Regions from separate parts of the Homo sapiens genome. Here region 2 is linked to region 1. A link is a contact called in ENCODE Hi-C or POLR2A ChIA-PET data. All regions are on one chromosome and are shown on one strand. Each heading gives the region's core, a stretch centred on a gene start or an enhancer-like site at or near the end of the contact. The rest is flanking DNA. Distances are from core to core; before and after follow the strand shown. Region 1 has its middle 19 kb from the start of LINC02219. Region 2 overlaps LOC124900990 (a long non-coding RNA gene).

Evidence for each region. A loop is a pair of places that touch in the nucleus more often than their neighbours do. ChIA-PET counts read pairs that join two places held with the same protein, here RNA polymerase II (POLR2A). Pooled maps may share reads with other maps.
Region 2: a pooled map of ovary shows a loop between it and region 1 (1.9-fold over the local background). The contact joins two enhancer-like sites. A Hi-C loop is called at or near these places in 1 of 50 pooled maps. POLR2A ChIA-PET finds 5 or more read pairs at or near these places in 2 of 52 experiments (T-cell and activated CD4-positive, alpha-beta T cell).

The regions. Positions count from the first base shown.
Region 1 is chr5:68,169,815-68,172,637 of GRCh38, reverse strand. No RefSeq gene overlaps it. Among named protein-coding and RNA genes, the nearest start is that of LINC02219, 19 kb to the left of the region's middle. Within about 2 kb of position 1,342, at least 17 of the 41 ENCODE cell types and tissues checked have a DNase peak (open chromatin) inside an H3K27ac peak, as active enhancers do.
Region 2 is chr5:68,085,199-68,088,386 of GRCh38, reverse strand. All of the region lies in intron 1 of LOC124900990 (a long non-coding RNA gene), which reads right to left. Among named protein-coding and RNA genes, the nearest start is that of LINC02219, 100 kb to the left of the region's middle. Within about 2 kb of position 1,451, at least 3 of the 41 ENCODE cell types and tissues checked have a DNase peak (open chromatin) inside an H3K27ac peak, as active enhancers do.

The DNA.
Region 1 (2,823 bases), core at 93-2,592:
AAGGTTTGGAATGAGATGCTCCACCACTCTCTGCTCAGGGTTCTCCAGACAAAGGCCCCACCACCAGCATCTCGAGCCCTGCCCTTTCCACCCAGGACACCAAATGGGATGCTGGATCAGTTGCTGAGACAATGGCCAAAGGGTCAGCTGGAGCCCTGCCCAGCAAGATCAAAGGTCTGGAGTCTCTGAGGAATTTTCTTAGAGCACGAAGCACCTCTGGAGCAAGAGATTGTTTCAGCTGTGGCATGACCAATAATTCTCAAGCTGAAAGATTATTTTCTAAGCCATTAATAACAAAAAACATATTTCTATCTGCCATGCCAGAAAAAAAAAAACAAAATTATCTTTCTATTCTCTTTACACAAAATAGTATTATAAAGTTTTGGTTATTTGAGGAACGATCAAAGAGGATAAAGTAAAAAAAGTAGGGAAAAGAAATGTTACATAGGTGGATCAAACAGTGAAGTTATGATAATAACAATAATTCTTAATACTAATGGTAATGATGCTATTTTTCTGGATGCTTTTTAAAGTTTGTCATTTGTTATGGTTTCTTCTCTTATTCTAAGTAGATATTTACTCTTGGGCTTAATTTCATATTCTTTTTCATAAAGAGGGCTCCATATTTTATAAGCTTTGCAATAACCTGGATCTACCCTTGACCGAGTTCCTTTTCTTGAAGAGTGGGGCAGGAATCACTAAAATCACAAGAAACCAATTCCTACAACTTTTCTTTGCTCCATTAAATCCTTACCCTCTCCTATTTGATCTTGAATCTATTATAGAAGCTTAGAAGATTCAAATGCCAATAAGGAGTGTTCAAAATATCTAAATCCATGACTTGCCTGACCCAATCTCATTGAAAAAGCAAAGCATTAACTCTGTCTTCCTAATTTGGAAGAAGACAGGTTTGCCTGGATCAGTTTTTGGAAAGGAATTACTTTAGAAATACCGATCTCCGAAAAAAATAGAAGAGCATATCATTTCGTTTGTATGTTTCTTTTGAAATTAGTTATTAATACAGAGGCAATCACTTTTGAATGTCTTTGTACCGTACACCAACCCATATTTTCCATCTATTCAGGAGGGAAGAGCAAGGCTGAGAGCCAGCAAAGGGCAAAGAAATGACTGCCCATTTTGTTGCAACACCAAAAAACTCTTGATTTATCAGTGTGTTTGACATACTCTTTTTCGGCGGGGTGGGGAGGAGGTGATGGGCTGGTGGAAATAAAGACTTGTAAATTTTGTAAATGCGAGTCCTCTAAAGTAGGCCAATTGGTCAGCTGCAAACTTGGCAGCATCGTGAAGCATGTGTGCTGGGCAGCTTCGGAACACGATGTTCTGTTTCACTTCTGAGAGCAGGGGAAAATGGAATAAGGGCTCAACCCAGGACAGAGAGAGAGAGAGCTCAGCAGCGACCTGCGAAAGGGCCCAAAGACAAAGGAAACAGTAAAGAATAAAAGCCCAGCATCATTAGACTGCTGACCACAACGCTGAAAAAAGAGAGAGAGAAAGAATGTGAAAGTGTCTGAGAGAGGTGCTGTGGTTCTGATGCTTGCTGAAGCTAAGTTCTGGAAAATTCAGAGCAGTTGTGTGATTGATGATTAAAAGTAATAACTCAGTGTTTTATGTAAGAGTAATGATGAAATTTCGTAAAAGTTCTTGGAAATAATGCTGAATCTTATTGAGTCTACAAACCTTGAACCATAAAACAAAGTGTGGCATGAAGGAAAAAAAAGTTTGAAACACAGACTCCTATAGCTCCAAATTTAAAAAGAACTTGTTAGGGCTTTTTTTTTTTTTAAACTAAATTTACATTTCATATTGTTTTAATAAATATTCGGCTACTAAATAATAATATATAACTTATAAAAATAACAAAGTGTTTGGCATATTTGAGTAGTCACCCTTCTCAGATATTTTCAAATGATTTATGAGTAAATAAACTGAATAAAGTGCAAAAAAATATGGACTTGTGTTAACAGTTCAACAAAAACAGGTACTAATAGTAAAGTATACGTTAATTCATAAAACATTTTGTTTAATGGCACCAACTGCTCATATCTTGAGATTGGTTCTTTCTTTTAATTAAGTGATTTTGAATTATGTCATGGTGACATTCTATTAGAATCATTTATAACTGATAGCATGTAATGAATAACCACATATATTTGTCTTCAAATATCTGGTGTTATCATAAACTTGAAAGGACAGAGATCAAGCAAGTGATAATTGCTTAATTCCATATGTACACTATCATTTAAACATATTAAGTTGAAAATAAATTCTTAAGGAATATCTCCATCTTGATTTATTGCACAGAAGTTCAAGTATAAATGCAAAAATGGTTATTACTCAGTGGCACCTCTTCTTCCTCCATGTATGTGCCAAAAGAGAAAGACAAAAGAAAAAAAAAGCCACCTATTTATTAGTGTAAAAAGGAGACTATGGTGGCCAAAAGACTCAGCTGGTCTTTGTAAAGGAGTTTATAGCTTTCAGCTGAAATCTCTAAGTGAGAATTCTCATTCCCAGCTGCTGGCTCCCTGGGAGCTCTCCGTGGCCTCTGACCTCATTTCCATGGAGACAGAGGTGGGAAGGGTAAAAAATAAGTTAAGGGGGAAACTTTTCTTAAGGCAGTATTTCCAAATCCCCACTCCTCTAACACTAATGACTGTCCAAGTTAAAGCTGGCCACACATCACTATTTGAAATCACTTTCAGTTTTTCAAGGGTGAATGGCTAAAAATGAGGCATTTGATTGTAAAGATACATTTGCAGAAATAAAAGAAAATACCTGACGTATTTGATACTGTTTAATTGAAGC
Region 2 (3,188 bases), core at 202-2,701, 84 kb after region 1:
AAGGAGGTCATATGGAGGGGAACCCCAAAAGGGTGCACATCTGTTTTATTTAGCATGTTTGGGAGGAGAGCTCACAATGAAATCTTTCTCAGAAATAGTGTCAATCAAAAGAGGGAACACTCGAGAAAACTTTGGTAGGGGTACATGTCATCAAAGATGTGACCAATGAGTCTGTGTTCTGTTCAATGACAAGAGAGACCCCTAGAGAAAATGCAACACAGGCTAGTTTTAGGTGCTGAATTCTGAGCTATCTGTTACTAGCAAGCAAGGGAACCAGGACATTCGGTTCTCTGGAGAGGCTAATCATTTGGCACCTCTTCAAACAGTGTTAAAGTATTTGCTAAACACTTATTTAGAAGAAAGGCTTAAGGCTACCTGGGAGAAGAGCCAAGAAGGCGGCAGCTCTAACTTCTTTTCTGTTGTCCTGAGACATTCATTTCAACCCCAAAGTTGCATATCCATATCATGGAAACAAAATAACAACTCTGCAGTTGACTGAACCCACCTTCCTCAGGGACTGTCTACTGTAACTCTATTAGGAGTTCTGGACTCTCACCTCCTCACCATTGCTATTCCAAATGGACTCCTATTGCTATATTGCTATTCCAAAGAATATCACTATTCCAAATGTACTCCTATTTGATAAAAGGAATTTTAACATAACAGTTGCTTGTTGCTAGAAATTAGTCTTGGGAGGAAAAGAGAATACACAAACAATCTGAAAGATTTGAATGATCTGAAAGAAAGAGGGCTTTATGGCAGGAGAAAGTATGACTCCCACCTGAAGTACAAGATGGAATCTAGAACCATCACGAGCCACTGTACTAATACAGGTAAGACAGGCCTGGGACCACCAGACCTGATGTAGACATTTCCAGGGGCTGGCAAGATGTTGATAGCTGTGGGACTAGGTGTTGCAGCCTTTGCAATTGAATATTTTACAGCTGCATATTTCAAGTCTGGAAACTTCTGCAACAAGTAGTCACAGAACATGTGAAAATTTCAACCCCTAGCCTTTCATACTCCTATAAAAAGGATTTAAACAGACAAAATGGGTAGGCGAGAAGCTAGTCTTATTTTAGGTGTAAGCCCATCTGCTGGTAAAGCTGAGATTAGAATGCTTCATAGAAAAATCATGATTTCAAATTAAGCGGATAACAATGACTCTCTTGTTTAGCAACCCAAATATACAAAGCAGAAGTCATGCTAGATTGAGCACCAAACAGTGATGTGCAAGGAGAAAGCAGAGCCTTTTCGTTCTTTCTTTTTATTAAAAAAAAAAAGTCCTATACAATGATCACATCCATTTCTTTTCAGGCAACTTAACAACAAATGATTAGCACAGACAAAAGAATTGAAGGAAGGAAGAAGCCGAATCCTTGGTGGTGAGTGCAGAAGAGGAATTTGCTCTTGGCAGGGCCCTCGTGATAGAGGAGAAGCTGAGTCAGGGATTCACGGAACAGAGCAATAAACAGATGGCCGCGCTGAGAGCAGTAATGACTGGACTTTCCAATGGCATCAAAAAGGTTTTTTTTTTTGTTTTCACCTCTCAATAACCGTGAACAGATATTTTAAGAAGTGGCAACACGTTAGAAAGAATAATTAATCTTTCCGGCTGAAAATAATTGTAACAGGAGTCTATAAGATCCCGAAAGTAGGAAGCTATACAATTGCTTCCTCAATACGAGCATCTGTTTAACCTTGTAGAGCAGGCACAACGTAATAGTCAATATGCTGCAACCCGGGGACACCCTGTTGGACAAGGCACTGCCCTAGACTTCATGGAACTCACCATGAAACTCCTTGTGAGAGGGACAGAAGCATGAGCATGCATATAGGAAGCCTTCAGTGGCCTCCTTTACTCCCATCCCCATTCACTACTACTCTCTCCACTCCAAGCCTGTGGCAGCTTTGTCCATCTTTCTTTATAGCACAGGTTACATTGAATTATGGCTGCCTGTTTCCTTGGAGCTCCTTAAAGTTATACACTATATTTTGCAGAATACATATTCATTGGCTAGTTAATTAAATTAATGGAAGAAACATATCCCTCAAGGGGATTTGAAACACCATACAAAAATACCTAAGAGTGACAGAGTAAAAATAAATCAGTGCATAAATAAATAAAATCAGTATACAGAGAAAACAGGTTAGAAAAAGTAAGATATATCCAGAGTAAGAAGATACTTCTTTTGAAAAGAACAAGAATGTTAAAATTTGAATTTTTTATAGAGACAGAGTCTCCCTACGTTGCCCACACTGGTCTCAAACTCCAGGCCTCAAGCAATTCTTCCTTGACCTCTCAAAGTGCTGGGATTACCCACCACGCCTGACCGGAAGAAACTCTTAAACTGAATTTTGCAGGGTGGATGGAGGTTTTTGGGCAGAGAAGTGAGGTTAAAGGAATTCTAGGCAGGGAGTTCTGGCATGTACCATGTTTGAATAACGGTGATGCTGGAAGCTGGGGTGGAGGGGGTGCTGATGAGGCTTGAGATTAGTGGGAGCTGCACTGTGGAAGGCTGTACAGAACAAGTTATGGATAGGAATTTATCTTGTGGGAACCTGGGAGCCAAAAATCATCATGATTGGATCCACATTTCAGAAATGTCTCTCTAGCAGCAGGGTGTTGGACAGATAAGAACATAAATTATGGAAGGCTGTCAGTTCCTTCTTTAATATCAACTCTCCTCAAATCTCTCATCATGTTTTCTATGAACATCAGAAGGAGACCTCACCTCTTATTTTGCAATTTTTGAATAGAACAAAAAAAAACTATTTGATGTGAACTTTTTGGAATACTTGGCTGCTCCCTCAGTCAACAAGAAGTACAACCACCCTCAAGTTCATTCCTCCTAGCCAATGAAAGAGGTACCTCTTTTCCTGCCTAAGACTCATTAGTTCACAATATCTGGTCAGGCATGTGGCTTCCCTTCGCTCCTATCTTTTGCCCCTTCTCTGTCCTGGCTCCTTCTTAACCAATAAAGCATACCCTTCCTCAGACCCTAGGTTCCCCTCAGATCATAAACTCTCCTTTTTTCCACAGTTAAGTTGCTGGAGATTTTCTACATTCACAGTCTGTATTTCTTCTCTTCTAAGTCACTCCTCAACAAATTTTTATTTGGATTTGATACCAAATTGCTCTTGCCAAGATTCCAGTAACCTCCAAGTAGCTAAGACTAAAGAATACT